4 separate regions of the Homo sapiens genome follow, and regions 1, 3 and 4 are each linked to region 2. The links are chromatin loops, found by intact Hi-C in ENCODE. Cell type or tissue: endothelial cell of umbilical vein. All regions are shown on one strand. Region 1 overlaps UGGT2 (UDP-glucose glycoprotein glucosyltransferase 2). Region 2 holds the start of CLDN10-AS1 (CLDN10 antisense RNA 1). Region 3 overlaps DZIP1 (DAZ interacting zinc finger protein 1). Region 4 has its middle 16 kb from the start of DZIP1.

What was found. Hi-C counts contacts between places; a loop is a spot of excess contacts. Peaks named below come from ENCODE experiments on the same cell type or tissue, not always from the same donor. Only the 100,000 strongest peaks of a DNase experiment are listed, where the experiment ranks them.
Region 1: it touches region 2 in a loop (2.3-fold over the local background); 2 of 110 quality-filtered maps call a loop at or near these places.
Region 3: a loop joins it to region 2, with 2.3 times the contacts of the local background. A loop is called at or near these places in 5 of 110 quality-filtered maps.
Region 4: a loop joins it to region 2, with 10 times the contacts of the local background. A loop is called at or near these places in 33 of 110 quality-filtered maps.

What each region holds. Positions count from the first base shown.
Region 1 is chr13:95,976,246-95,984,245 of GRCh38, reverse strand. It overlaps UGGT2 (UDP-glucose glycoprotein glucosyltransferase 2), which reads left to right. Exons shown (of 39, transcript NM_020121.4): 10 at 382-442. Among named protein-coding and RNA genes, the nearest start is that of UGGT2, 73 kb to the left of the region's middle. In endothelial cell of umbilical vein, a CTCF peak has its summit at 3,549 (motif pointing right); a DNase peak (open chromatin) is centred at 3,575.
Region 2 is chr13:95,532,172-95,540,171 of GRCh38, reverse strand. It overlaps CLDN10-AS1 (CLDN10 antisense RNA 1), which reads left to right and starts at 6,262. Exons shown (of 4, transcript NR_046533.1): 1 at 6,262-6,474. It also overlaps a transcript of CLDN10 not described here. RefSeq lists an enhancer at 4,583-4,877. In endothelial cell of umbilical vein, no CTCF peak of the experiment used is centred here; DNase peaks (open chromatin) are centred at 3,321, 4,741 and 6,191; H3K27ac peaks cover 1,354 bases.
Region 3 is chr13:95,599,949-95,607,948 of GRCh38, reverse strand. It overlaps DZIP1 (DAZ interacting zinc finger protein 1), which reads left to right. Exons shown (of 23, transcript NM_198968.4): 14 at 1,890-1,946. Among named protein-coding and RNA genes, the nearest start is that of DZIP1, 41 kb to the left of the region's middle. RefSeq lists an enhancer at 3,480-3,774. In endothelial cell of umbilical vein, no CTCF peak of the experiment used is centred here; DNase peaks (open chromatin) are centred at 388, 3,548 and 6,508; H3K27ac peaks cover 1,964 bases.
Region 4 is chr13:95,656,376-95,664,375 of GRCh38, reverse strand. No RefSeq gene overlaps it. Among named protein-coding and RNA genes, the nearest start is that of DZIP1, 16 kb to the right of the region's middle. In endothelial cell of umbilical vein, a CTCF peak has its summit at 3,186 (motif pointing right); a DNase peak (open chromatin) is centred at 3,195; H3K27me3 peaks cover 743 bases.

The sequences.
Region 1 (8,000 bases), 440 kb before region 2:
AGGTTAACTAAAAAATTCTTCATGTACGTATATTCATGTACTTATACATTGGTAATTTCATACAAAATTTCTCTATTGGGCAAAATAACGCAAAACAGCTTTTTCAATGAAGTGTTTTCAAAAAATAAGTCATAGTAAATGATGACAATCCATACTGCATACAGCTAGTACACATGAAATTTTGAGAACCTCCATTCCACTTGAACCAAATACTTTTGTCAAATGAAAGCTAAATTAGGCCATATGGAAATGTATACTTTTCAGTCACAAAGGATTTGGAGTTTTTAGCTTCTTATCCAAAGTATTAGATTACATTGGGTTATATAGATCAGTTCTAAACATTTAAGGAAGGATCAATTATATTAGTATTCATTTTTCCAGATCTCTAACCAGAATTGCTGTAAATCAACATATGAGAGAAGAAATAAAGGAAAATCAAAAGGTTTGTTTGAATTCCTTTTTTAAAACATTTACCCAACTAATATCACTGTTTCTGACTTTGGATCTTCAATATTCATACAAAAAAGGAAATAGTAATTTGTGCTTTTTTGATTATTAAAACAGTCTGGGTTCTTCTATTTTTATACTGTGGACTATATGAGCATTTAATCAGCCAATCTTTTCTGACATACCTTCTACTTATTTCACAGTATATTCCAGAATTTCTTCCGAGGTAGTATGGTTTTCTTCATAGGATAAAGAATAAAGGCTGTGAGTTAATTATTCTGTTTCTTGTAATTAGTTTTGCTTAAAAGCTTGTGAAGACTGAGTCAGTGTTAGACCACTGGAACGGTAGAATCCTATAGCAGATAGAATACAATTTATCAGTGGTTTGATAAGATTCTGCCAAATGGTATCTTAAATTATCCATAGACCCCAAATAATTCTAGTTGTGTTAATATTTGTAAAGTGCTTACACCACTGCCTGGCTTTATTACATAGGACCGGTTTGGCTTTAAGTAGTATCATACCAGACTCACAGGGCCCTAAACACTAGGAGTTCATTTTTCTCACTTCTTACCTGTATTTAAAGCCAAAAGAGGCAGGGTGGATGGTACCAACCACATTTATCCTCACTAAAGCCTTCTTGGAACATTTTAGCAGACTGGTTTCTATCTCATTGGTGAGGATTTTGCCATGTGGCCACCTTAGGCTGCGCGGGAAGCTAGAAAAGCTAGTGTTTACTTTTCTAATAACGAAGCAAAGGAGAAGTGGCCTGGGTATGGTGCTAACTTAGCCAGCCAGCAGTGCCCATCATACTGAGACAGAGTGAGCTGTCAACAAATGTCAGCTGTTTTGATGACAACTACAATGATGGTAATGAAGAAAAAGATGCATAGTTCATTGGAGAACAGGTGTTAGGAACCACAACACATCATTCCTACCTGGGACATTCTTTGCCTCATTGACCACCTTACAAATTCCTGTGTATCCTTCAAAACGGATTTGTGGTATTGGTCCATTCTATGATGTTCCTAATTGTTCTTACCATTCTTCATGCAGAATGGATTGTTTTCTTATGACACACAAAGGAGTGGGTTTGGGAGTGGAGGCTTAATACGCAAAAGAAAGAGAAAGGAGAACAGCTCTCTCTCTCTTATGAGAGAGAGGGGCACCTGAATGGGAATTCGGGCTGCCTACAGAGTGCACTGGATTTTACAAATAGGCTTGAGGAGGCGGTGTCTGATTTACATAGGGCCCACAAATTGGTTGGAGCAGGTATGATGTTTTACATAATGCATGGGGAAGGCTGACCACTCCACCCTATTATGCATATGGGCTTTCCACTTGGCTGCTGCCATGTTATCTGCTTCTTACTGTACATGTGGACTGGAAAGAAGGGAAGATGGAGCTGCCGTTTTGAACATGCCTGGTCCCAGGTAACCTGTTCCTACTGGCACAATGCCAGCATTTACCTATGCAAGCTTCTAGCTTGCTTGCCTGTGTCTGCAGCTCGATTTTACAGGCTGTTCTTTGTTAGAAAATAAAATGATTTGGGGGCGGCTTTTCATTAAAAGGAAAACCTTACCGAGGACTCACTATCTGCCTAAATAATTTCTTCCTAACTGCTATATCAGAACCATGCTGGCAACCTGAGTATGCCAGCTTACTCAGGGCCACTATGGCCATCACCTTATCTACCTGTCAGCCATTTGGAATTGGCAGTGAAAGAGTTTTGAAATGAGCTTTGACTGCAGAGCAAGAAATCTTGAATTTAGTAAACTAAATAATCATGACACTGCAGATAGTCTTCTTGATCACCTACTACTTCCAGAGAACACTGAAAAGAGAAAGACAAGGATGATAATGTCTTTCATGTAACTAATCTAGGCTAAATGGGTATTTGGACTAGCAGTCCATGTTACCCACTAGCTCATGAGATGTGGGAGAAGTAATTAAAGAAACTGAAGTTCCAACCTTGGGGAAGAGGGTGGTTGTGATGAGAAGGTAAGAAAATCTTGGACTATTCATTGCAATTGCATTGCACACGGATTGGACACGAGAAAGCCCTGGAAATGTGTTTCTGTTACAGCATCTCATCCATACAAACCGAAAAGTACATTTCCTGCAAAACATGTAAACAAAATGTTCACCGAAAAAAGAAGTAATAATGGTCTTTTTTTCTTCTTCTTCTCATGCTGCAGTTTATTTACACCAGGTCAATTGCTCTGGTGTAAATTACACTTTTTAAGGATTTACTTAAGAAATTTGAAGGATTTTCCTCTGGGTCTGGGACTAAACTAAAACAAAAGTGTCTTTTTTTTTTTTTTTTTTTTTTTTTGAGACGGAGTCTCGCTCTGTCGCCCAGGCTGGAGTGCAGTGGCGCGACCTCGGCTCACTGCAAGCTCCGCCTCCCGGGTTCACGCCATTCTCCTGCCTCAGCCTCCCGAGTAGCCGGGACCACAGGCGCGCGCCACCACGCCCGGCTAATTTTTTGTATTTTTAGTAGAGGCGGGGTTTCACCGCGTTAGCCAGGATGGTCTCGATCTCCTGACCTCATGATCCGCCCGCCTCTGCCTCCCAAAGTGCTGGGATTACAGGCGTGAGCCACCGCGCCCGGCCAACAAAAGTGTCTTAAGCATAATTTTTCTCACTTGGGGGTACTGCAGAGCTCCTGGCTTTACTTAAGGAGATAAAGAGGATATGACCTTCGAGTAGAGGAGATAAGAAACATTTAGTTTAAAATAAATACATAAATAAAAGAAACATCCTGCCCACAAATATAAAAGGAAACAGGAAGAATCTTTGAGATGGAGTCTTGCTCTGTCACCCAGGCTGGAGTGCAGTGGCATGATCTTGGCTCACTGCAGCCTCTGCCTCCCGGGTTCCAGCAATTCTCCTGCCTCAGCCTCCTTGGGTAGCTGGGATTACAGGTACACGCCACCACACCCGGCTAATTTTTGTATTTTTAGTAGAGACAGGGTTTCGCCATGTTGGCCAGGCTGGTCACGAACTCCTGACCTCAGGTAATCTGCCCCGCCTTGGCCTCCCAAGAATCTTGATTCCAAAGCGACATCCAGCTCTGAAGAGCACACACTGTGGATGCTGGGCTGCTCCATCTTCCCACTAGAGGGCGCAAAGGCTTTAGTTAAAAACCAAGCCAAACCCAAACCATCTACTTTGATCAGTTGTTTGTTTTAATTTCAGTAGGTTTTTTGGGAACAGATGGTGTTTAGTTACATCAATAAGTTATTTAGTGGTGATTTCTGAGATTTTGGTGCACCCATCACCTGAACAGTGTACCTGGTACCCAATGTGTAGTCTTTGATCTCTTGCCACCCCCCGCCCTTTCCCCCGAGTCCCCAAAGTCCAATGTATCATTCTTATGTCTTTGCATCCTCAAAGCTTAGCTCCCACATATGAGTGAGAACATATGATGTTTGGTTTTCCATTCCTGAGTTACTTCAGTTAGAATGATAGTCTTCGATTCCATCCAGGTTGCACAAATGCCATTTCATTCCTTTTTATGGCTGAGTAGTATTCCGTGGTATGTATAGGGTATTTGGGCTGATTCCATATTTTTGCAATTGCATATTGTTCTGCTATAAACATGCATATGCAAGTATCTTTTTCATATAATGACTTCCCCCCCACCCCTCTGGGCAGTTACCTAGTAGTGGGATTGCTAGATCAAATGGTAGATCTGCTTTTACGAATCTCCACATTGTTTTCCATAGTGATTGTACTAGTTTACATTCCCACCAACATTGTAAAAGTGTTCCCTTTTCACCACATCCGTGCCAACATCTGTTACTTTTTGGTTTTTTAAATTATACCCATTCTTGTAGGAGTGAGGTGGTATTGCATTGTGGTTTTGATTTGCATTTCTCTGATACTTAGTGATGTTGAGCATTTTTCCATATGCTTGTTGCCCACTTGTATATCTTCTTTTGAGAATTGTCTAATTCATGTTCTTAGCCCACTTTTTGATGGGATTTTTTTTTCTTGCTGATTTGAGTTCTGTGTAGATTCTGGATATTAGTCCTTTTTCGGATGTGTAGATTGTGAAGATTTTCTCCCACTCTGGGCTGTCTGCTAACTCTGCTGTCCTTTTTAATTTAAGGTCTTTAAATACATAATAACAATCTTTCCTTACTCATAATAAGAAGAATACAGATCAGAATTAAACTGAGAAAGAAAGATTTCAAAAAGTTGGCAGGGCATTCTGTAAGCAAGTCTGTATTTTTTTTTTTTTTGCGTAAGAGACCAGGGGAAATGAGAATATATATTTACCTATTCTAGTTTTTGCATGAAGAAATACTAGAGGATGGAGAAGAAACTTTGGGAGAAAATTTTGCCTATAAGAGCCAGGGATGAAACGGGTGAAGGGTGCCAGGATTGGCATAATTCTTCTAGTGTAGCTTTTTATATAGTTTTTGACTTGGGACTCAAGCAAAGATTATTCAAAAACTATGACTATGCTCAAGTTGTATAACTGAATTTGAGTTTGGTTTTATTTAGGAGACAACTGCTTTAACTCCAAAGTACAGCAAATTTCCTTTGGAAGTTCATAATTGTTGTTAATTTGCTGTGAGTGGCCAGAATCTGCTTTTGGTGATTTTAAATTGTCAACCCAACATACGTCTTTGTTGTTTATTGCAAGAATTGTTATAGTCCATGACATTTTTTATTTGCTTCAAAATAAAATGAGGATATGATCAGGTGGTCAGGTAACTTTTTATGATTCAGCAGAGTGGAACAAATAATTTCAATTACATAATTGCTTAATGAACCAAATGCAGATACTTGAATTAACTAAAATGCAGATATTCAAATAAAGGATTGCACCTTACCCAAATAAAAGTTGATGTTGCTTCTAATTATTTCTAACTACTTTGTGTGAGAATTATACAGAGTTCTGGAGACATTACCTATATTAGAACATCATCTCTCAAAACTACATCTGTAAATCATACTTTTTAAGTCTTATCTTGTCTTATTCCTTATTCTGAAAATGACAACATTTCTATTAAGATTTATATCTGATTTGACTTCAAATTTTAATCGTAAAGAATGAAACTAGACCCCCATCTCTCACCATATACGAAAATCAAATCAATAGGGGTTAAAGACTTAAATGTGAGACCTGAAACTGTGAAACTGCTAGAAGAAAACATTGGGGAAATGCTTTAGGACATTGGTCTATGCAAAAATTTCTTGAGTAAGAACTGAAAAGCACAGGCAACCAAAGCAATTTGGACAAATGGGATCATATCAAGATAAAAATGTTCTGTACAGAGAAGGAAGCAGTCAACAAAGTGAAGAGAAAATCTACAGAATGGGACAGAGTATTTTCAGATTATTCAACAGTCAAGGGATTGATAACCAGAATATATAAGGAGCTCAAACAACAGCAAAACAATGAATAATCTAATTTTAAAATAGGCAAAAAATTTGAATAGGCATTTCTCAAAAGAAGGCATACAGATGGCCAACAGTGATGCTCACCATCACTAATCGTCAGGGAAATGCAAATCAAAACCACAATGAGATAGTGTCTCACGTGTTAAAATGACTTTTTTCTTTTTTGTAAGTTTGCTCTTTTTTTAATTTTAATTTTACTTTAAGTTCTGGGATACATATGCAGAACATGCGGGTTTGTTACGTAGGTACACTTGTGCCATGGTGGTTTGCTGCCCCTATCAACCCATCATCTAGGTTTTGAGCCCTGCATACTTTAGGTATTTGTCCTAATGCTCTCTCTCCCCTTGCCCCCTACCCCCTGGCAGGCCACATGTGTCCATGTGTTCTCATTGTTCATCTCCCACTTATGAGTGAGAACATGCAGTGTTTCACTTTCTGTTCCTATGTTAGTTTGCTGAGAATGATGGCTTCTAGCTTCATCCATGTCCCTGCAAAGGACATGAACTCATTCTTTTCTATGACTGCATAGTATTCCATGGTGTACATGTGCCACATTTTCTTTATCCAGTCTATCATTGATGAGCATTTGGGTTGGTTCCAAGTCTTTGCTGTTGTAAATAATGCTGCAATAAACATACGTGTGCATTTGTCTTTATGGTAGAATGATTTATAATCCTTTGGGTATATACCCACTAATGGGACTGCTGGGTCAAATGGTATTTCTGGTTCTAGATTCTTGAGGAATCGACACTGTCTTCTACAATGGTTTAACTAATTTAAATTCCCATCAATAGTGTAAAAGCATTCCTGTTTCTCCACATCCTCTCCAGCATCTGTTGTTTCCTGACTTTTTAATGATCACCATTCTAACTGGCATGAGATGGTATCTCATTGTGGTTTTGATTTGCATTTCTCTAGTGATAATGAACTTTTTTTCTTATGTTTGTTGGCTGCATAGATGTCCTCTTTTGAGAAGTGTCTGTTCATATCCTTCGCCCACTTTCTGATGGAGTTGTTTGTTTTTTCTTGTAAATTTGTTTAAGTTCCTTGTAGATTCTGGATATTAGACCTTTGTCAGATGGGTAGATTGCAAAGACTTTCTCCCATTCTGTAGGTTGCCTGTTCACTCTGATGATAGTTTCTTTTGCTGTGCAGAAGCTCTGTAGTTTGATTAGATCCCATTAGTCAATTTTGGCTTTTGTTGGAATTGCTTTTTGGTATTTTAGTCATGAAGTCTTTGCCCATGCCTGTGTCCTGAATGATATTGCCTAAGTTTTCTTCTAGGATTTTTATGGTTTTAGGTTTTACATGTAAGTCTTTAATCTATCTTGAGTTAGTTTTTGTATAAGGTGTAAGGAAGGGGTCCAGTTTCTGTTTTCTGCATATGGCTAGCCAGTTTTCCTAGCACCATTTATTAAATAGGGAATCCTTTCCTCATTGCTTGTTTTTGTCAGGTTTGTCGAAGATCAGATGGTTGTAGATGTGTGGTGTTGTTTCTGAGACCTCTGTTTTCTTCCTTTGATCTATGTATCTGTTTTGGTACCAGTACCATGCGGTTTTAGTTACTGTAGCCTTGTAGTATAGTTTGAAGTCAGCGTGATGCCTCCAGCTATGTTGTTTTTGCTTTGGATTGTCTTGGCTATACGGGCTCTTTTCTGGTTCCATATGAAATTTAAAGTAGTTTTTTCTAATTCTGTGAAGAAAGTTGATGGTAGCTTGATGGGAATAGCATTGAATCCATAAATTACTTTGGACAGTATGGAAAATGGCTTTTTTCTAAAACAAAAAAAATAACAGATTCTGGGAAGGATACAGAGAAAGGGGAACCCTTGTGCACTGTTGGTGGGAATGTACATTAGTAAAGCCACAATGGAAAACAGTAGTATAGAGGTTCACAAAAAAAATGAAAAATAGAATTACCATATGATCCAGGAATCCCACTGCTGGATATATACCCAAAAGTAAGGAAATTAGTATATCAAAGAGATATCTGCACTGCCATGTTTATTAAAACACTATTCACAATAGCTAAAATATGGATTCAAGCTAGGTGTCCATTAATGGATGGGTGGATAAAGGAAATTTGGTACATAGACACAATGGAATATTATTTAGTCATAAAAAAGAAATCCTGT
Region 2 (8,000 bases):
TGCACCACCATGCCCGGCTAATTTTTGTATTTTTAGTAGAGACGGGATTTCATCATATTGGCCAGGCTGGTCTTGAACTCCTGACCTCAGGTGATCCACCCACCTCGGCCTCCCAAAGTGCTGGAATTACAGGCGTGAGCCACCGCGCCTGGCCACGTCAGGCTAATTTTTATATTTTTGGCAGAGAAGGGGCTTCACCATGTTGCCCAGGCTGGTCTTGAACTCCTGACTTTAGGTGATCTGCCCACCTCGACCTCCCAAAGTGCTGATATTACAGGCGTGAGCCACCTTGCCCAGCCAAAAGTAAACATGTGTTAAAGGGTCAAGATTATCTTTTGAAAGCTGAATAAAATACTGTACTCTATGGGATGTTGCAAATTTCTATAGAAACAGAATTATAACTATGGGAGCTGAAAATAATGAGTGCCTTCTTCATTCCACAGTTTTTCTAAAAAAAAGGAATATGTAAGTGTTCTCAGGACAATATTCTGGAAAGGTAGAAAATACAGTTTCAATAAGAAATAAAGCCATCTTGTAATTAACTTTTTATTACTAACTTACCTTTGTATATTATTCAAGCCCTTAAATAATGCAACAACTTTCTTCCAGCTGCTCTTTTCTAATTGACTCCTTTAAAATTTTTATTATAAAGTCAGATTCATCTTCTAAGCAAATTAATTCAGAACGTGAATGTTACTCCAATGAATATAGCAAACCTCTTAGTCATGTACCAACTAAAAAATGATCATTTGAGAGAAGGCATATTGAAACAATACTGTATTCCCACATGTCTCAATATAAATACTGAAGGTGAAAACAGATTCACAATCCAATTGTAATGCCAGCATCCTCACTTTTTCTTCTGTGTTGTTTTAAGAGTCCAGTGACTTTGGTTCCTTTGTACCCTCTACTTTTACATTGCTATCCTCAAACATTTGATCTGGTTTCTATTCTTGGAGAGCAATAAAATGTTTTAGAAATGTAACAAAGTTCAGCTGGGCACGGTGGCTCACGCCTGTAATCCCAGCACTTTGGGAGGCCAAGGTGGGTGGATCACCTGAGGTCGGGAGTTCAAGGGCAGCCTGGCCAACATGGTGAAACCCCATCTCTACAAAAATACAAAAATTAGCCAGGTATGATGGCGGGTGCCTGTAAACCCAGCTACTCGGGAGGCTGAGGCCAGAGAATCACTTGAACCCAGGAGGCGGTGGTTGCAGTGAGCCGAGATTGTGCCACTGCACTCCAGCCTGAGCGACAGAGCGAGACTCCATCTCAAAAAAAGAGAGAAATGTTACAAAGTTCAGCATTATCAAACAACTTGAGTACTTAAAAATCGCCTTCTCTGTGGAGTCTACAGGAATGGAATCTAAGGCATTAGGGTTGTTGCCATAAGCGGGTACAGCAGGACAACGGTGTTGGCTATAGCAATAGGCAGAGGAAGAGGAGGAGTCATGGCCTCAGAAATTCAGAAAAGAAAATGTGATCCAGGCTCTACCCTATAGAAGAAGAGATCAGATCTTATGGTCAGGAAAGGAGGAAGCTGGCCAAGATGCAGCGTGAGGATTTCAGAGCGAACACACACATTGACCTTGCAGCTGCATGGGGTGCGTGATGAAGGCAGGTTTGGCCACTGACAAGAGGAAATCAATATGATGAATCAATTGATATCACTCTATCATCACATATGGAGAGGAGGTATGAATGCTTGTTGGTAATTCATAGAAACAGTTTGTTGGCTGGGTGTGGTGGCTCATGCCTGTAATCTCAGCACTTTGGGAGTCCAAGGTGGGTGGATCATGAGGTCAGGGGTTCAAGACCAGCCTGGCCAATATAGTGAAACCCTGTCTCTACAAAAAATACAAAAAAACTAGCCAGGCGTGGTGGTGGGCGCCTGTAAGGTGCCAGCTACTCTGGAGGCTGAGGCAGGAGAATCGCCTCAACCCAGGAAGCAGAGGTTGCAGTGAGCCAAGATTGTGCCATTGCATGTCTCAAAAAAAAAAAAAAAAAAAAAAAAAAAAGAAATAAACAGTTTGTCAATGGGTCACAGATTTGTAATCAAATGAAAGCTGGAAATAATGCTTGGCTCTTGTTGTCATGTTGGTTCTCTACCAAAAATTTCTGCAGATCTTCTTGGCAACGTTGTTTTAGACTGGTGCATAAAAAGGGCTATGAATTTAGCTCTGCATTTGCCCTCATTTAGTGCTGTTTGTATGTTGCCACTGAAGGATGTAGTTTTGGGTTCTAGTTGATAGCCACCAGTGCTTATCAATTGGCAGATAAAGTTTCAGGGATTCTCTACTTATAATTGGTTTCACTTTTAGGGGCTGGAAGCCAATCCAAATTACCCCGGTGAGTGTTTGTTACTCGTGGGTGAGTGTTCATGGCTACCGCACCCCAGCAAATTACCAGGCAGGTAGTTATGATGGAAAACCTGGAATTTGGAATTCAAGCCAGTTACAGAAGCAAGAATAAGCACAGGACTTCAAATTTGGAAATGCCATTCTGTGGAGTGAAGTGGTACCCTAATTTATATATTTCAAGTAAAGAATTTGGTTAAATGAATTTCTGTTAAGTAAGGGAAACTTGTGGTATATTACTACCATTGAAAAAATGGTTTCGTCTTTGCACTTCCTTCCATTTGCATAGTTCATATTTATGACACCCAATTCTACTTCAGCACCTTTTTGGCATATCATCCCCATCAGAAAACGTACACAAATTATGGTGGGACTCAAGCTACAGTAATAGCTGAGACCAGAATTCACTTGATCCCCTCTGTTCGCAATTCATACTGCCTCCTGTACGCAAGAAGAGCCGTGCATACTGGGTATTCATTGAATTATGAATGTTTCCAGCTCTGGCAACAAAACAAATAACCAACAACCCCCCCAAAACTGATTAGCTATTAACCAACCCCACACAAAGTCTGAACTATATTAACTTCATTAGGCATTCTTTAATCTGTGGTAGAATGGAAATACATCCTAAAATTAGAAGATTGTAAACAGAGAGGTTTTCTTTTCCCCCACTTAATGTTTAATTTTAAAATATTCTATCTTAATTTGATATGGCTACCCAGAATAGAAAAAATGTTAGCTTCAACTTACTTCTTTACTTCAGCAAGCCTTAGCTCTGCTCTGAAACTCTTCTAAAGAAGCAAAAGGCTCTTAATTAGCACACACACAACAGGACAGGATTCACATGCACATGCTGCAGGAATAGTGTTTCTGCATTAACTTACAGCAGCTGTGAAATTTAAATACCACTAGCAGCAAAGACATTTTGTAAAATACCGCACTATATTTCATGAGAAATTTGCGCCCTCTTTTGGATAAAGATTGTTAAGACATTTCAATATGAACTTTTTTTTAAAAAGGCATGCAGTTTTTAAAAAATAAACAGTTTTATTGTAAGGACCGTGGGAAAGGACGAGAAAGAACAGGTGTGAGGACATTGCAAAGCCAGTATTAACAGAACTAGAAGGTGAAGATTTTGTAACTGCAACGCATAGATGGCACTATGAAGCGCCTTGAATTAGGAATCTATCGTTTTCTTTTAATCAAGATGTGTTGAGAAATTGTGACAATCATTACAAAGTAATGATTTTTAGGACCAATTTTCTCTAGAAAACAGTAGCCAAAGCTCATCTTCCTCTTGAGGCTGTAAGTTTTGTATGGTTAAGGATAAATTGTCCCTTGGATGATTTTTCTTTTTTCTTTTTTTGAGACAGAGTCTTGCTCTGTCGCCTGGGCTGGAGTGCAGTGGCGTGATCTCGGCTTACTGCAACCTCCACCTCCTGGGTTCAAGCGATTCTCTTGCCTCAGCCTCCAGAGGAGCTGGGATTGCAGGTGTATGTCACCATGCTAGCTAATTTTTGTATTTTTAGTAGAGATGGAGTTTCACCATGTGACTAGGTTGGTCTTGAACTCCTGACCTCAGGTGATCTTTCTGCTTAGATGAAGCAGATATTAAGGACTTTTTTTTTTTTCAAATTTAGGAAAATACACAAATGTATTTAAAGATATCTTGAGAGACATTTAAAACATATTCTTCATTTTTCTTCTTTAACTGACCATCTCAATAGACTTGTCTATTACAGTATCACAGTCTCTCTGTCCACCACCCATCTACTTCTCCATCCACTGCCATCTTTCCTACCTTTCCCTTTCCACTGAAACACCATAGGCAAAAGTGACAAGTGGTTTTGTGCTACCTGACTTAGTGAACAGTCCCCATTCTTTATCTTGTTTGTTTTCTCTGCACCTTTTTCATAGTTGCTCAGTTCCTTCTTTGTGAAATACTTTATTCTTTCGGCTTCCATAGCCCCATTCTTGCCTAGATTTCTCTGCCTGTTCCACGATTCGTCTCCATGTCTCCTCATGGGCTGGTATCTCCAGCATTCTGTACTTGGCACTTACCCCTTTTCACATCACAGTCTTTCCCTGAACCAACTGGTGGCTCCATAATGGGATTCCCTGACCCAGAATCAGTTCTTCTGATGTCCCATGTGCCTATGGGACATCTTCTCCTTTCTCCTGGTGGCTCGCAGGTATGGAGACCTCAATTATGTCTACAACTAAACCTCTCACCCCCACCTCCCCCGCAGCTCCCTTCTGTATTTTCTCCACTGAACCATGAACCATATTTGTTTGTCTACCCACTCAGTCTGCCAAGCAAGTTATGAGTGTTCCTGAGTCATCTTGGATGGCGCTCTTCCCTCTGTACTCCTCATCACTCAATCTTGTTGACACTCTTTCTGAACTGCCATGAGTCATTCTCACCTCTCCAGGCCCACACTACTCTTCCCAGTTTAGACCCTCATCACCTCTTCCATCCACTAGCCTGACTGGTCTTCCTGCCCCAGGGCTCACCCCTTCTAATATGACTCCCCAGCTGATTTTCCTAAAAGATAAGCCTGATTGTTTCTTTACCCCTTTAAAACCCTTCACGGGCTCCTCATTACTTGCAGAATGAAATCTGTGTATCTTATCATGACACAAAAGGTATCCTAGGATCTTCAGCCCATCACCTGCCATGCTGCACCTTGGAATACTCTGCTGGATCATAGCAAGCATGCATGGCAGTGTTCTTCCACCCAGGATGCCTTTTTTGCTTAATTAGCCTGGAGAATTCCTTTTAATTACTTTTTAAAAAAACTCTTTCCTCCCCCAATAGACCAGGCCTGAGAGTCACTCTCTCATTCTTGGTGGCGTGCTTCCATTGTTGCATTTACTGCGCAGAATTGGAGTTTGTATCCATGTCCCTGCTGAGCTGTGAGCGCTTTGAGAATAAACACAGATTCTTATTCATCCTCACTGTTGTTGTTATATTATAACCATGATTGGCTACCGTTTATTGAATGCCAGGAGAAAAAAAACCCTGAAGTTTGGAGATATTAGGAAAATTGCTCAAAGATGTATTGCCATTTAGAGGCAGAGTTATAATTTAATCCCCTTTTTTTAAATGATCCAAAACACATGTTCTTATCAAAATGATGCACTACAACTTAGAGGTTTCCTGGTAATACTCCTACTAGTAGTAGTTATTATAACTATCACTGTGAATCATGCATTATACTAAATTCTTTATATAACAATCAGTTTCTGAAGATGGAGAATTGATTTTTTTTTGAATTTTTAACGGTTTGATATAAAAAGTTATTTTTAAAAATGTAAAATAACAAAAGATATTTACTAAAGATATTCATACATTTGACAGGAGTATAGTTAAGCTTAGGTGGACCAGATGACCCACAATATCCCTTACCACATAAGATTTTATAATTCTACAAATATTTTTCCTCTTTTGATTTTAACAAATCTTTTCTTAAATTTATTTTATTAACATATCGTCCTGGCAGTAGCTTCATATGGTTATAACCATGTTTTCTTCTTCTTTTTCTTTCCTATTTGAAGGAAAAAAAAGACACCCAATGCTTTCTGTGTGTTTTCATATGTAACCTTCTACATAGCAGATGCTGCTAAATTGCTGGGGATATAATGAGAATTAAAAAGGAAATACAATTCTTTTTCTCATGGAGCTGAAAATCTAGTAGGGGAGACACACATTACCCAAACGATCCCTCAGTGACCATGTAATTATAAACTGAATCAAATGCTCTCTAATAAAGGACTACTGTACTCTGAAACTGTATAACAAAGAACGTGATCTCTGCTCTGGGTCAGGGAGCATGTCCCTGAGGAAATGGGCGGGGGCTGAGGCTTGGTGAGTGAGGCGGAATACTCAAGCCTGGTGCCGGGGAGGAGAGCCTGGCAGACAGAGCTCTGGGTAGAGTCTGGGTAGAGGGACCTGTGGTGGGAGAAAGAGAGAAGATCAGAGTGGAGGGGAGAAGCAGGGTTGGGGCCTTGAAGGTACTGCTGAGCATGTGGGTCCTTATCCTTACCCTGCATTGCCCGCAGGCCTGACCTTTGCTTCATTCTTCATGGCTGCCAAGTGAGAGTGTGGCCCCTGCAGGTAAGATCTAACTAAGTCTTGGATGTCTCTGTATCTCACCGGGTAGGCAGATAGTAAAAGCTCAATAAATACTTCCTAATTTATTTGACCTACAGGTTTTCCCCTCCACCTTCTTATACCTGTACAATTACTAGAAGAGACTCAAGATACCAGCGTGATTTATTTTTTAATGGATTGAACAAATTAGTTATTTATTATCAAATAGTCCCATTGGAAAACAATTCTGTGAAATGTATTAGGGGAGTGTTATATCTAAAGATTATTGAAAACTGGTTCTTTCTTCTAAAAATCTACTTTTGTTTTCCCCAACATTTTCTCATAAAACTTTATAAAATATATAGCAATGTTGAATTTTACAGTAAACACCCCATATATCATACCCAACACCTACATTCTACCATAAACATTTTATTTGCTTTGCTCTCTCGCTCTGTCTCTCTTCTTCCCCCTCTCCCTCCCTCTATCAATCTTTTTTTTTTTTTTGGAATATTTAAAAATAAATTGCAGGCCTCAGTACAATTTCTCCTAAATCCTTCAGCAAGCATATCACTAGCTAGATATTAATATTTAGTTTTTCTTTTGATGTAAAAATTACATACAATGAAATTTATAAATCTTAAGTGTACATTCACTAACTTTTGACAAATGCATACATCTGTGTAAATGAAACAAACACTATCTTTCTAGAAAGTTCTCTCATACTCCTTCCCAGTCGATCCCACTCCCCCCGTTTTTCTTGTGTTTTCCACAGTAGACTAGTTTTATCTATTCTAGAACTTTATCTAGATACAATCAAACAGCATGTACTCTTTTGTATAAGGCTTCTTTCAGTATGTTTTAAGACTCATCTATGTTGTTGCACATATAAGCAGTTCATGTCTTCTTTTTTTTTTTTTTTTTTTTTTGCTGAATTGAGTTCCAGTATCTGAAGCTATCACAGTTTGTTTATCCATTTTTCTGCAGATTAACATGTGAGCTATTCCCAGTTTTGGGCAAATAAAGCTGCTATGAACATTCTTGTACAAGTTTTTTTGTGAACATGTTATCATGGGTAAATATCTAGGATCAGAATTACTGGGTGGGAGGGTAAGTGTATGTTTAGTTTTATAAGAAATTACCTCACCATTTTTCAAAGTGTACTATTTTATATTCCCACTAACCATGTGTGAAACTTGCAGGTACTCTACATTCTTGCCAACGTTAGATGTTATCAGTCTCTTGTTTTAGCCATTCTTGTAGGTATTCAATGATATCTTATTGTGATTTTAATTTTTATTTCCCTGATAACTTCATGATGCTGAGCACTTTTTCATGTGCTTATTGCCCATTCAAATACCTTCTTTTGTGAAGTGCCTGTCCAAATTTTTTGCTCCTTTTCTATTGAGTTGTTTCTTTGTTTTTGTAAGAGCTGTTTCTATACCAGGCTGTTATCAGATACATTCTTAGTGAATATGTTCTCTCAGTGTATGGCTTGCCTATTTTCTCAAAGGCATCTTTTGATGAGCAGAAGTTTTAAATGTTGATGA
Region 3 (8,000 bases), 68 kb before region 2:
ATCAGACCTATAGCCAGTAAAATGAAGATTTGTAATGTCTAATATAAAGCAGATATGGTCAAACCTGTTGATTCCACCTGTCTATACCCTTGGTGATTTAGACACTAGTCAGTCATTTACTGATTTACTACCCTTTCATAATAAGGGAATGAATTCTGTAGTTTAGAGAAAAGACCAAATTGTGATCAATTTTAATAGCATCAGATCTTTTGATTCTGTAAGCTGGAAAAATATCTAGATCAGGAATAGTTAGTATTCTGTATTTTTTTTTTTCTTGTAAAAAGTCAGACAGTGATTTACATTAGGCTTCACAGGCTAGATGATCTATTTTGCAACTACTCACCTCTGCCATTGTAGTGCAAAATCAGCCATAGACAACACGTAAGTGAAGGAGCTTGGCTGTATTCCAATAAAAACAGGCAGTGGACTGGGTATGTCTCATGGGCTATAGTTTGCCAAAACTTGATCTAGATTATACAAGTTGCAAATGGGTACAAAGGCAGTATTTCCAGAGTTTGTTAGCAATTTACAAATAGGAATTGAACACTTTCACTAGAAGCCATTGTGAAGATAAAAAATGCATACCTATAGAAGTAGCTGATGGCCGGGTATGGTGGCTCATGCCTGTAATCCTAGCACTTTGGGAGACCAAGGCAGGTGGATCACTTGAGGTCACCAGTTTGAGACCAGCCTAGCCAACATGGTGAAACCCTGTCTCTACTAAAAATACAAAAATTAGCTGAGCATGGTGCCGCATGCCTGTAGTCCCAGTTACTCAGGAGGCTGAGGCAGGAGAGTTGCTTGAGCCCAGGAGGCAAAGGTTGTAGTGAGCTGAGATCATGCCACTGCACTCCACCCTGGGCGACGGGAGTAAAACTGTGTTTTTTAAAAAAAAATAAAATAAAAAAGTAGCTGAGGTTTGTGGCCAGTATTTTTTAGGGTAAGATTAGAATTAAAAGTCTGTCTTGATAAAAGAAAGAAGCGGTAAACTAATAGACCATACTGTTTAGTGAAAACAAACTGGATAAATAAATAGTCCAGAGAGGACTTTCAGATAAGAATTGTCAAATATTGGAAGAAGGCCGTGGAATCTAATTTTCTGTAGAAATTTAAATTAGAGAGGATTGAGTCTTACTTAAGTTAGGTAAACCTCTTTCCACAGGCTGTGCCTAAATTAATACCTTCACATAATGTCTTCCAGCCCAGTGATTAGAGTACTTTTTAAAACTGGTTTATTTTGCATGAATGTTCATTGCAGCATTATTCATAACAGCTAAACAGTGGAAACAACTTATATGTCCATCACCTAATGAAAAGGTAAATAAAATGTGGTCAGTTTATAACACAGAATGTTATTTGCCCATAAAAATACATACTGATATTTATATACATGCTACAGCATGGATGAACCTTGATAACACTGTGCTAAGTGAGCAAAACCAGACGCAAGGGACCACATACTGTATGATTGCATTTACTATATGAAATGTCAAGAATAGGCAAATTCATAGAGATGGATAGTAGATTAATTGTTGTCTGGGGATAGGGAAGGGGCAGAAATGAGGTGTGATGGGTATGGGGCATGGGTATTTTGAGGGAGGTGATGAAGCAAATGTTCGAGAATTAGACAGTGGTTGTGTTTGCACAGCCCTGTGAATATGCTAAAAACCCACTGAATTGTATATTTTTAAAAGGGGAACATATCTCCATAAAGCTGTTATGAATATAAGTTTATGTTAGTTGTGTAATATCTTTGTCACTTGAAATATTTGTTCCTTATGGTCTGTATGTATCTTGACTAGTTTGCGGCATATTTGGCTACCATCATGTTCGGATGCTTATGCTTTAATTATGGAACCTCTGAGTTTTTCCTTTTTATGCTGTTTCAGTGAATGCCCCAGCCCTGCACACTTTGGAAACTAAATCAAGTCTGCCAATGGTGCATGGTAAGTTTCAGTAATAGTCTCAGCGTTTTATGTGCAGTTGCCACCCTGAGTTGGATAACTTATTAACCAAAAGTGATTATGTGGAGGTAATTAATAATAAAACAGGAAACATTTTAGTGATTGCAAAACAGTTATTAAAACTGCAGTCTTCATGTGTAATATTGTTGTAAACTGGACATACCTCCCAAAGTCTTAAAGTATAAAAGGTGTATATAGGTATAAAAGGTTGCCAGACTCACAAGTAGAGATTTTAACTTTGGGTAGTGTCTTGATTATTTATGATTTTTGTGGAAAGTAGTAGGTGTTGGGTAAGAATGAGGGTGACCTGCTACCAGACCAGCCAACCAGCACATGCCACAGGGCGTATGTGGTTGTTTTTATAACTTTCAATGTGGCAGCAAGTCACCTTTTCTAAACAAACAGTTTGAATGACTGGTTGGGAAAATCTAGAAAAGACATGTGATGGAAACTAAAGGAAATAGGTAGGAACCACTGGGTGAAATCATTACCAGGGTTCAGTTCTTGGACCAGATCAAAAGGGTGATAATTGTTATTAACATGATCCAATAGATGGGCTGAATATTTGTAGCCGTATTTCACTTTTTATACAGTTAAAGTGCTTACAGTTTTTATAGTATGTTCTTTAATGTGATGTTTTCCTGTGCTCTGTTGGATATTACAAATGAATTAAGACGGGAGAAGGGCCATCTTTTTCCAGTCTCACATACAGTTGCTCTGGAATCCAAGGATTATTTCACTCTTTCATTTTTGGTCTTTTAAAAAGATTACACTTAAATCCATGATCTAACTGGTCAGTATGGTGGCACTTTTTGTCTTCATAGATATTGTGATCTGTATACCATGAACTTTAGTAATAATCCTTTTTACTCATCACTGACTCTTGAAGTGTTTATTGCACCTTATTTTTTTCCCGAAGATCATTTCAGGTGGGTCAGTTGTCTTGAGTATGTGATCACAATACGTAATGTGTAAATTCTCCACATATTGATCTTCTTATTTACAAGTGTTCAGAGCATGCAGTTTTTTCCTTTAGACCAGTAACAGATAAAAGCACACTGGACATAAATAAATTTGCTTTAATATTGAATATATAAGAAAAGTATCTAGCAATCATTCTGTATTCATATTATTTTATGTCAGGTCTAAAATCTCTCTGTTGCGTCCCTTTGTAAAGCATTGCTGGCCATTTCTCTTTTGTACTTCAACAGTGTATTTTAGTTTCTTTTACTTCCCCACCCCTCCACTTTGTTATTGTTAGCTTTCTGTATGACATCACACAAGGTTCCTAGTTTCTTTGTCATATATTTTTGTTGCTAACTAAAGGACACCCTGGTAGGTACATTAAAGCTGTCTGGGGTTGATTCAAGGGTCCGGACAAATCGATCATTTCTAAAGCATGTGTTCATGGGGACCCTACCCTCACTAGCCCAGAGCTGCATGAATCAGTCATGCCCCCTTCCTGGCATCTGCTGGGATTGAAATGCTAGTTTTAAATGCCAGCCAGACCTGGCACAGGGCCTACAGCCCTTGGATGGGGATCAAAGCTTATTTGTGAGCATCTCAGTGGGCAGGAGCTAGGAAGAGACTTGGCCAGGGCCCGCCAACGTCCCCCACCCCGTCAGGCCAGCTTCCCCAGGGCGGCAGGGGCAGGGCAGGTTAGTCATGGATTGCGTAATGTTTATTCGCCTGTTCACTCTCTGTCCTTTGTTCCATCTCGAAGCTTGATGAGGTTCTTTACCATGAAAAATCTCACAATTTCTTACCATTGTAGGTCGGGTCCCCTGGGAAACAGACTGATGCGGAAGTTTACAGGTGGGAGGTGGGGGTGCCCTTGGACAGCACCTGTGAGAGAAGCAGGGTTGGGCGAAGGGAACGTTGAACCTAGACGCAGCCACAGTGGAGGCCTCAGCCAGCCCTGCTTCAGAGCTGCAGAGCTGGGATGAGTGCTCTGGCTTGTCCTCCACTGAGGCAGGGGTGGGCCATTGCCCCTTGCACTGATTTGTCATCTGATGGGGGCTGCCCCAAAGAGAGGGTGAGCTAAAGCAGCCTGGAAGGGACTCCACTGTGAGCTGCTAGGAGCCAACATTGCCAGCACGTTTGTCCTGGGAGGATCTAGGTAAAATGGGAACCCTGATGGCTCCCTGCTTTCAACTCTGCTACACAAGCTAAACGGTACAGGCAGTAGGTTCTGATCCTAAGGCAGTTGATAGGATGAAACACGGGTTCTGGAGAAGATAAACAATCATGCTTGATTCCCATCCCCAGTATGCATTTTTTTTCTGGACAAACCTCAAATAAATTTTTGTAGTATTTTCACCACTGGAGACCACTTTGCTCTTTGCTCATGGAGTAGTGACTAAATGGTGGTATTAGGATGCCCAGAAAATAAAGTATACTTTGTTGCTGTTAAACTGACCCATACACCAATTGCTTAGGTTGCCTGGGCTGATAATGTGGCCCACTTTTAGAGCGACGAGTGCAGTGAGGATGCAAAATAACCGCTTTTCCCAAAGTCTGTGGGCACCTGCTAGGTTCTATCTACATGTAAAGCCCTCCTTTAATTTGGTCTATAAATTGTGAGGGGCTTATGTATGCATGACTTTAATTGTATATAGCTACAGTGAGGACCACAAAAACTGGAAACTCTTTTTTTTTTTTTTTTTTTTTTTTTTTTTGAGACTGGGCATTTCTCTGTCGCCCAGGCTGGAATGTGGTGATATGATCATAGCTCACTGCAGCCTCAACTTTCTGGGCTCAAGTGATCCTCCCACGTAGTTGAGACTGCAGGGGTGCACCACCATACCTGACTAATTTTTTGATTTATTATATAGACGGCATTTCATTATGTTGCCCAGGCTGGTTTCAAACACCTGGACTCAAATGATCCTCCCACCTCAGCCTTCCAAAGTGCTAGGACCACAGGTGTGAGCCCACCGCTCCCACTTAGAAACATTTTTATTAGACTTTACAATTATTATTATGTTTTGTTCTCAAAGCAAGTATTCTACATCTTGAAATACTGAAAATTAACACAAGCAATAGTTTATTGTCCAATACATGACAGGTGGTATGCTCTAGACTTCTGGTGTATTGTGTCTCTTGATGGAAAGAAAGATGGCTTCCCCCTCTGGACACCACTGGCCCAAATAGTGTTGCAGAAGTGGGATGGGGACTGTTGAAAGGAAGTCTCAGTTCAGTGGGATTCCACCCTCTAAAGGAGAGTGGGCCTGATCCCTGTCAGGTGACCATGCTTATGTGCAGTCACAAGGGGAAATGTTTGGATGTGCCAACAGGATCTCCTGGACATACATCCTGGAAAAGCTCAGGAGAGTCTTCAGTGAACATGTCTTTGACAGGAGTTAACATGCCACATGTAGTTATCTGTTTCTCCAGCGGTGTTCCGCCACTCTTGCCTTCCTTCCTTCACTGACCACTGGGTAATGACAACTGTGGACCACTCCTGCATGACAGAGATATAGAAATGAATCAGAAACGAAGCCTGTCCCCACGGAACTTACAGCTTATAAAGGAGACCACATGCTTATAATTATGGTGCAAGGTGAGAGCCACTGAGAAATGAAATGGGTATCCAGGCAGGGGAGAGATTTCCTCCATTTGGGAGACTCTGGGAAGACTTCCTGGCGTAGCTGACATTTGGCCATTTGAGCCGAGTAGGAGGTGAATATGTCGGGATGGCATCCTAGGCAAAGCAAACAGTAAGAAGGAAAAGGTGGCAGGAAAGCACTAGATGTGAATTAGCAGTTTAGAGTAATTACTTGGCCATGCATAGAGAAGAGGAGATGTGAGGGAAGTGAGGTTGGTTGAGGGCGTTCATGGCAGCTGTTGAGTGCCAGGCTGCAGCTGTCCAGGGTCGTTCTTGGGGCAGTTTGTAGCCGCTGAGTGTTCCTGAGGCTGGGTGTGCAGAATTGGAGAGCTGGGCTATGGGAGGCTTGGCCTGACCAGAGCGTCTCCAAAGCTCCCCATCTGAGATGGGGAGACCAGTTGTGGGTGTGGGTGATCCTACACTTGAGATTCCTCCCCGGGAGTCTGCTTTGTGGTGATGAGACTGGAGAAAGAGTGGACAGACCAGCGGTTTGGTGGAGTTGGCAGAAAGGCTGAGCAGGTGACTGGGGACCAGGGCCAGGACCAAGGAAAGTCAGAGCACAGTGAACTCTGATAATGGGTGGACAGCGGTGGCATTTGGAGAAGTCAGAAAGACAAGCCCAGTGAGTGCCAGTAGGCAGGCATCATCACTTTGTGGACAAGTCCCCAGACTTTGGAAGCAGGCAGTCCGGATTCACAGCCCACCCCTAAGCTGTGGGCTTAGGGGCTTTGCCTGCCAAGTGCAGAGAACAGCTGTGGCTACTGCAGTGGCCTTTGTGATGGTCCAGAAAGGTACAAGCCACTGAGTAAGCTCTGGCCAGTGTTGGCTTCTAAGGTAGGCACGATGAAGTCCAGCCAAAGTCAGCTAGGGGCAAAAGGGCAGGGCTAGTTAGAGGACCAAGATCCTTTCTTCTGGAGACAATGGCAGGAAACTGACAAGGATTTTTTTGAAAGCCTCCCACAAGTTCATGGGAGACTCAGACCTCTGAGTGTTTTGACTGTCACCCTGCATCTCAGCTCAGGACAGGATCTGGGACGTTTGAAGTCTAGACTGGTGGCTTACAAAGCACAAGCAGGGCAGGTCCTTCCCTCCTGATGTGGGACATCAGCCTGCTTGTTTTGGGAGCTGGGGTTTGGCCAGCCTCACTTCCCCAGCCCTTGTTATGGGAGCCACGTTCAGGAGTCTCCCCTTCTACCAGAACTCTTCCTCTGTACACAGAGGGAAACACATCAGAACCTGGCAGTTTATCCTGACTCTAGAGAAATAAGTCATAGGAGTATCCCTGTTATAAAATAATAAATATGTGTGAGATTATTTCATGAAAGTTTTATTAAAAGTTTCCTTGTGACCTTATTTTGATCACAAGTAAATAAAATACAGTGTGACTTTTTAAAATCTGAAATTAGTTATCCTCCTTAAATCTGTTTTCAGCAGTTCAAACTAGTAATATAGCCTATTTGTATAATTTTTAAAAATCTTGATGCTCTATAACAAATTTGAAAAGCATATTTTTGGTGGTCAGCAGTTGTGGTACCTGCTGGACTTAAATGCTTCTTCATGGCTATGTCCACACTTCAGCAGTTAGGTGATTTTACTCAGTCATAGGCTGTATTCCAGAAGTTAACTTGAAAGTAGTTTAAGATGCGTTTCTCCCATACAGCCAATGTTACATACATTGACTAGGTTGCTGGCTAAGCTGTAAGAACCTATTTATATATACCTAAGCCTGTCTGTCTGTCTGTCTGTCTATCTATCTATCTATCTATCTATCTATCTATCTATCTATCATCTATCTATCTATCTCTATCATCTCTCTCTCTCTCTATCATTTGTCTATCTGAAATAGAGTACTAGAAATACTTTAATGAATAAAAAACCAGACCCTTTAAAGTAAGAAGCATTAAATCTGAGATACCACACATGTGGATCCCTGCCCAGCCTCCTGGTGAGCACTCGGTAACTGTTGGCCATTTTTACCCTGGCTCATCACCCACTCCCAGGTCTGGTGGTAGAATGAAATGACCTCCCCCTTGGAGGTAAAAGTGGAGAGCTGGTGGGGGGAAGTGCACTGTATCAGTCTCCAAGATGAAGGTGAGTGAACCATGCACCAACTTTGCTGGTTGCATTTCATCCCATATCTAATGCCTGACCACCATCATTAAACCTTCACCTAAAACCTGACCTTCACCATGAAGGAAATTTCCTTCAGTTGGTAGGATAGGGCTTGGTTTTATACCTGCTGCTGGCAGGCTTCCTTGTGTATGCATATAACATTTCTCTGGGAATAGTCACCCAAAGACCTCATCTCCCCTGAGTGCGGTTGCCATTCTGGGGTGAGATTGGGAAGAGTCCTTCCTCATCTGCCCAGCTGTGGGGCTAGGGCATTCTCCAGCCCCAGAACTAGGTCGTGAAATGCATCCATGCAGGTG
Region 4 (8,000 bases), 120 kb before region 2:
TGATTCCTGGTGCCAAAAAGGTTGGAGACCTAAATCACAAATGCAAAGTCTTTGAAATAGAAACAAACTTAAGTGTGGTTTAGGAATAGAGTTTTACAATGTAATCTGGGGACAGTTGTGTAACATGATGTCAGGAGGTAGGCAGCAACCAGATCGTGTAGTGCCTTTAAAGCTGTTAAAAGGGGGTTTTAATCTTATTCTATTGAAAATGGGAAGCCACCAGAGAGTTTTAAGCAAAGGGCTAACAGATTTAGGGTTGTTTTTTTTTTCCTTTTTTTCCTAACAAAGAAAACTGCAGGCCCAGTTTATTGCAATGGAAAATTCTAACATTTTTATTTAGGAAGAATTAATACAAATCCAACATATACTTTTAAGGAAGAATGGATACAAATCCTACATAAACTTTTCCATAAGCAGAAGATAAATTGTTTGCCAACTTATTTTATGAGTTCAGTATTACCTCAATACTAAAACCAGTCAAGGACATTACAAGAAAACTACAGATCACTATACCTCATGAACCTATTTTCAAAAATCCTTAACAAATATTATCAAATCAAACCCAGCAATACATTAAAATGATAACACCTCAGGATCAAGTGGGATTTATCACAGGAATATAAGGCCAGGTTTTTTTAATTTTAAGTTTTTGTGGGTATATCAGATTTAGTTTTAAAGGTATCATTCTGGCTGCTGTATGAAAAATGGATTGTAGAAGGATAAGCAGTGTGCCCAGTTAGGAGTTAGGGGGCTATTGCAGTGTGCCCAGTTAGGAGTTAGGGTAAAAGATGATGATGTCTCAAATTATGTGGTGGTAACAGCAGAGATGGAAGTGGAGAGAAGCAAACAGATTTGGTATGTATTATGATGGTAATAAATGGGATAGATGGGGGTGGGAACAAGTGAGGAATCAGAAATAATTCCTAGATTTGGTCCAAGTAACTAACTGGTGTCATTTCCTGACATGAGGAGGTGTAAAGAAGGACAGAGGAGCTCTTTTGGAGGATGAAAATTAAGTTCCTTTTTAGTCATGTTATACTTGAAATGCCTCTTGGATATCAAAGTAGATATGTCAAAAAGACAACTGGATTTTTTTGTCTTTCTTTCTTTCTCTTTCTTCTTTTTCATCTTTTTTTTTTTTTTTTAATGGAGATGAGTCTCGCTCTGTCACCCAGGCTGGAGTGCAGGGGCGCAATCTCAGCTCACTGCAACCTCTGCCAGGGTTCCAGCAATTCTCTTACCTCAGCCTCCCCAATAGCTGGGATTACAGGTGCACACCACCACGCCTGGCTAATTTTTTGTATTTTAGTAGAGGCGGGGTTTCACTATGTTGCCCAGGCTGGTCTCAAACTCCTGAGTTCAGGCAATCCACCCACCTCGGCCTCCCAAAGTGCTAGGATTACAGGTGTGAGACACCGCACCCGGCTGACAACTGGATTTTTGAGTGTGGAGTTCAGAGAACAGAATGGGCTGGAACTATGAAGTTGGGAGTCATGTGATTGGATGAGATTGCTGGAAGAGAATGTGTGAAGAATGCCCAGGACAGAGCCCTGAGATATCACACATTTGAAAGTATACTGAGGGAGGAGGAGACTGCAGAGTTGGCCAAAATGTAGCAGGGAAACCAGGAGAGTGCAGCACCATAGAATATAAGAAGAAAGCAGTTCAAGAAGGAGGAGTGAATGAGTGTGTTAGTCCGTTCTTGCATAGCTATAAAGAAATACCTTAGACTGGCTAATTTATGTACAAAACAAGTTTAATTGACTCATGGTGTATTAGTCCATTTTCACACTGCTGATAAAGACATACTCAAGACTGGGCAATTTACAAAAGAAGACTTACAGTTTCACGTGGCTGGGGAGGCCTCACAATCATGACAGAAGGTGAAAGGCAAGGAGGAGCAAGTCACATCTTATGTGGATGGCGGCAGGCAAGAAGAGAGGTTGTGCTGAGAAACTCCCATTTTTAAAACCATCAGATCTCCTGAGACCCTTTCACTATCACAGGGACGGCACCGAAAAGACCCGCCTCCATGATTCAGTCATCTCCCACTGGGTCCCTCCCACAACATGTGGGAATTATGGGAGCTATAAGATGAGATTTGGTTGGGACACAGAGCCAAACCATATCACATGGCTTCACAGGCTGTACAGGAAGCATGATGCTGGCATCTTCTCGGCTTTTGGGGAGATCTCAGGAAACTTGCAATCATGGTGGAAGGCAAAGGGGGAGCCAGCACTTCACATGGTCAGAGCAGGAGGAATAGGGAGGGGGGGAAGTGCTACACACTTTTAAACAACCAGATCTTGTGAGAACTCTATCATGAGTACAGCGCTAGGAGGATGGTGCTAAACTACTTCCTATGGGAGAAACCCACTCCCATGATCCAATCACCTCCCACCAGAGCCTGCTTCCAACACTGGGGATTACAATTCGACGTGAGATTTGGGTGGGGACACAGATCCAAACCATATCACTGAGTAAGACTGAGTAAGATGAGAATTAAGCATTGACCTCTGGGTCGGTGACCTCGATAGAGCAGTTTTAGGGGAGGACTGAGAAGAAAAGTCAAATAAGAGTTGATAGAAGACTAAATGAGAGGTGATAAATTGCACACAGCAAATACAACTCAAGAAGTATTTTTAACAACTGTACATTCAAAATTGGTTAATATAGTAAATTTTTTCTATTTTTACCATAAAATTTTAAAAATTGTAGTAGAAAATAGCAAAATAGTGATAACTGTGTGTTGGCAAATTTTCATAATAAAGTAATAAAGTTGTGTTGTTGTTGTTGTTTGTTATTTAAAAGAGTATTGCCTGAAAGGCAGCAAGCAGTGGGGCTCTACTCAGGGAAGGGTGAAGGTCAAGAAAAGGTTTTTTTTTTAAATTTTTTAATGGTAAGAGATTAGATAGTATATTTGACAATGGCAATGATCAATAGGGAACCTTAGTGTTGCAGTATGAAGACAATAACTTTGAGAAAAGTCTTTGAGAAGTGGAAATGCAATATAATCCAGAGAATATTGGAGCTCACTTTTAAGGATTATCCATCTAGTCCCAGCCAGAGCAATGACTCCAGACCTCTTGTTCAAGCTATTTCTATAGCTACAGCACAAAAGTAAAAAAAAAAAAAAAAAAAAAAAAAGAACATAGACAATGCAAAATGCATATCTATAACCACCAGGGGTCACTGAAGGCCAATTCTGCTTTTGGATTAGGAGAAACCTAAACAGATAGTTTTAAAAATAGGAATGTCATAGTTAATTTCATGAAATTACTGAATCATGTAATTCAAATGCTATAGATTTTGTTTCCTTGTTCTTAAAATAATAATACCATAATGAAATGCATAGTTTTGAGAACATAGAAAATATACAAAAAATAAATTTTAATAGAAAAGACCACTTTGTTGTAAATTGCTAAACAGCTAGAAGCTAATCCAGAAATCAGAAAACAAAATTTATTTCACTACCATACCACTTAACCTAACTTTAGCACGTAAATTTTCTCTTAAATTGGTGACTCCATTTCTTCATGTTTTAAGTGTAACAAACCATACTGAAAACAGATACTAAAACTAGAGGAAAATATCATTAAAGTTTTATATGCTGTTATGGAAAAAACTAAATAAAGGATACTGATAAATCAGATTTCTCCAGGGATTATGCTGCTTTTCCTAGTGGAGTAAATAATGCTTTATTTTATCAGCTTATCTTCATTCAGTTAATTATAAAAGTATAGCCTAAAATATTTTTGACAGCTATTTAGGCTCTGGAAGGATCAACTGGCAAGAGGGCACAAAAGATTCGCTTGTTGGACCTCTATTACAAATTCATAGCAATATGTCAACTAAAATGAGAAAACAAACAAAAGGACCTAGCTAGAGTCTAAGCCAAGATAAATATTTCTATAGACTAGAAACAGAAACAAACAAACAACAACAACAACAACAACAAAACACGTTAGTCTCGTGCAAGCAGAAGCCCCGGGAAAGCTGGCCTATGACTTAGATCTAGAAAGGCACCAAAAGTAATTATGTTCTCCTTTCTGCTTGACACCATCACCAGCACAGCCGTATTATGGCTGCTTGTTTACATGGAATTGTAGAAACCTAGGAAGGGGGAATCAACCTGCTCTTGACTGGTTCTGTAGTATCAGCCTGGAAGCACCATTATAAGATAGGAAAGAGTGAGTACAGAGAGAAAGAAAAGTGGGAAAACAAAAATGAAAATAAACAAAAACATACCTTTCAACTCAAAATGATACTGCAAAATAACATTTCAAAACATATCAAGAATGCTAATGCTAAGAAAGACAGGCAGCAAACCAGTTGAACCTGAACTCACTAAGATGAAATTAATTATATAGACTAAGGATGCTGACAGACATAGATAAAGAAATAACATCTGTAAATACAAGAAAGAAGTATGGAACAAAGCCTGTATAAACACACTAAGAACAGGTAGATGTAAAAAATAATTAACATCCTAGGGCTGCCATAGTAAATTACCACAAACAGAGTTTAGATAAATTTATTGTCTCATAGTTCTGGAAACTAGAAGTCCAAAATCAAGATACTGATAGGCTCTGGAAAAAGAAAACCCTTCATTGTCTCTTCCTAGTTTCAGGTGGTTCCTGACAATCCTTGGCATTCTTTAGCTTGTAGCTGCATCACTCTAATCTCTTTTTCCATCTTTGCATGATGTTCTTCCTAATGTGTCTGTCTGTGTGTTCTCTCTTTTTCTGATAAGAATACCAGTCACTAGATTTAGGGCCTACCTAATGCAGTATGATCTCCTCACAGTCCTTAACTGAGTACATCTACAAAGGCCCTATTTCCAGATAAAGCCACATACTGATGTTCTGGGTGGACATGAATGAGAGAAGGGGAAAATACTATTCTACCCACTGCAATAATTAGTAAATAATCTTGGAAATTTAAAAAGTTAGTCCCTAAAATTCAGAAAAAATATTTAAAAGAACCTAATTGTTGGGATAAATGCTAAAACACAAAGTGAGAGAATAATTGGAAGACATTTGTTTTTAACATACCACTATTAAAAACTCTTTAGACCAAGTTCATACAAAAATGTTAGTAAGAATTAGAATATCCTTAGAGAGTCCTAGAAAATTTGAACCAAAATTTAATAAGTTTCTCTAATACTTTATCTAACAGTTATATGTGTAGATAAGGAAAGAGAGATGATAATCATCTGCCTAGGAAATAGGAAACATTTTTTTTTCCAGTACTTATGGAACACTTACAAAATCTACCAAATACTAGTTCACAGAGAATTTTTACAAAATTCTAAGAATGGTTATTATATGTTCTATCTTCTTTGACCATAATGCATAAATTGGAAGTCAACAATAATCAAATTCTTCCAAGACAAAGTATGGAAAGTAAAAATGTATTTCTGGCCAAGTGTGGCAGCTCAAGCCTGTAATCCCAGCACTTTGGGAGGCCGAGGTGGGTGGATCACCTGAGGTCAGGAGTTTGAGACAAGCCTGGCCAAGATGACGAAATCCTGTCTCTACTAAAAATACAAAAATTAGCTGGGCATAGTGGCACATGCCTGTAATTCCAGCTACTCAGGAGACTGAGGCAGGAGAATCACTTGAACCTGGGAGGCAGAGGTTGTAGTGAGCCGATGTCATGTCACTGCACTCCAGCCTGGGTGACAGAGTGAGACTGTCTCAAATAAATAATGTATTTCTAAATTACTCATAACAAAGACATAATTCTCCCAAAAATCCCAAATTATGCAAAACTAGATGATAATGAAGATGCTGCATTATCATAATTTGTAGAATGCATCCAAAGCAGTACATAGAGGAAAACTCAGAGCCTTAAATGCTTTCATTTAAAAACCAAAATAAGGAAGAAGGAGGAAAACAAACAAATTATGAATTCATCTCAAGATGCTAGAAACACTACAGAACAAGAGTGAAAAAGCAGAAGGGAATAAATAATAAAAAACGAGCAGAAATTACTGATTGGGGGTAGGAAGATATGAAGCATCTAAACCATGAAAGCTAGATATGAAGCAACTAAACCAAAAAGCTAGTTACTGACAGAAATTATAAAATAGACAAAAATGGCCAGGTGCAGTGATTCACGCCTGTAATCCCAGCACTTTGGGAGGCTGAAGCGGGCAGATACCTGAGGCCAAGAGTTCGAGACCAGCCTGGCCAACATGGTGAGACCGTGTCTTTACTAAAAATAGAAAAATTTAGCAGGGCTTGGTGGCACCCGCCTGTAGTCCCAGCTACTTGGGAGGCTGAGGCAGGAGAATCCCTTGAACCCTGGAGGTGGAGGTTGCAGTGAGCCAAGATATTGCCACTGTACTCCAGCCTGGATGACAGAACGAGACTATTGCCACTGCACTCCAGCCTGGACGACAGAACGAGACTCTGTCTCAAAAAATAAAATAAAATAGACAAAAATGTAGCAAGCTTAAAAAAGAGAAAAGGCATATATTAGAATTTAAAAGGGGTATACAGCTACAAATATGGTAGAGATGTTTTAATTTATAAGACATTAAATGTCTTTATGCCGATAAATTTTAAAATGGAGAGGAAAAGAAAAATAGAGTGCCTGGATAAACCAATAGCTATTTTAAAAAATGAGTAATTATACATATTATTTAAAAAACCACTTGGCCCAGACGGATTTGTAAGCCCTATCTTATATAATGTATTTCAGAGAATTTTAAAAAAGAGGAAAATCTCACCAACTCATGTTATAAAGTTTGATGCTACAACTGAAAAAAAAGAAAAATTTTCACCAAATTATGCGAATAAAGTAATCTTAAATAGAATATTTCCAAATCAAACTCAGCAGCGAAAAAGAGGATGAAGATAACCAAGAAGACGTTATCCAGGAATACAAGGATAGATTGATATCAAAACACCTTTTAATGAAACATATCAAATTAACAAGTAGATGAAAAAATAATCATTCCAACAGATTCGATACAGCCTTAGATCAAATACAGCACTCATTCATGTTTAAAAGAAAGAAATCTCAGCAAAAGGTGGAAGGAAACTACTTTAACTTGGTAAATGGTATTTATCCAAATTTCTATTTTGAGGATGGCTGTGTCAAGTTGTCACTGCCCACAGGTTCATAAACTGTCATTTAATAGAAACTAGCATGAGGCTGAGAAAGTTTCCCTGACAAGGCTTTATTGGGGCTTATGCTCCAGCACAAGAGATACAGTACAGGAAGAAGAAATTCTCCGAGGGGCTCCCCGAGGGCAGGTCTTTTTGGTGCTTTAAGAAGGGTGACATGAATAAGCATGAGGTATGTGAACGTCATTGCATGTGCAGGGTTAAGCATGCAGGGTGTGCAGGCACAGTGAGAAATCATGTTAGTACATACATTGCATGATCAAAAAAATGGTGGATAAGCCCCTCCTTGGGCAGAGATTTTAGTATTATAATGAGGATCAGTCATTTTTCTGGTCTTGTGTGCATGCCATGGATAGGGTTAAGTGTCTTGAGTAAGATTTATGGTGGAATGCTGCTTATCTTAGTTTCTTCAAGATCTCCCAGTCAGAGGTTATAATGCCAGTGGAGGTGGTGGTGCAAAGTCTGGTAGTCGGCAGATATGGAAAAGAAAAATGTGTTAGTGGGGATGTGGGCTGAGCCTCATCCTATTCTGTCTCAAAGTCAGCATTTCTCACTTTCTTTCTTGGAAATTACCCAAAGCAACAATATAATGAAAAGGGGGAAAGCAAATTACAAAATATAGGAAAGTGTTGAAACTCAAATCCCAAAGTAAATAGGAGGGATGACAAACAGTAGAGGAATCAGAAGAGAATGCCTGCTACTGCACACCTCAAAAAAATGTGGCAAGATACTCCTCCAAGATTAGAGACATATCCTGTGGTGCAAAACCCAAATACCGTGTTTGCAACAAGAACGATGATATGTGCTGGTTGGTGACAGAAGCTACTCAGACACTTTGGTTCCAAGAGGCAAAAGATATGGGCC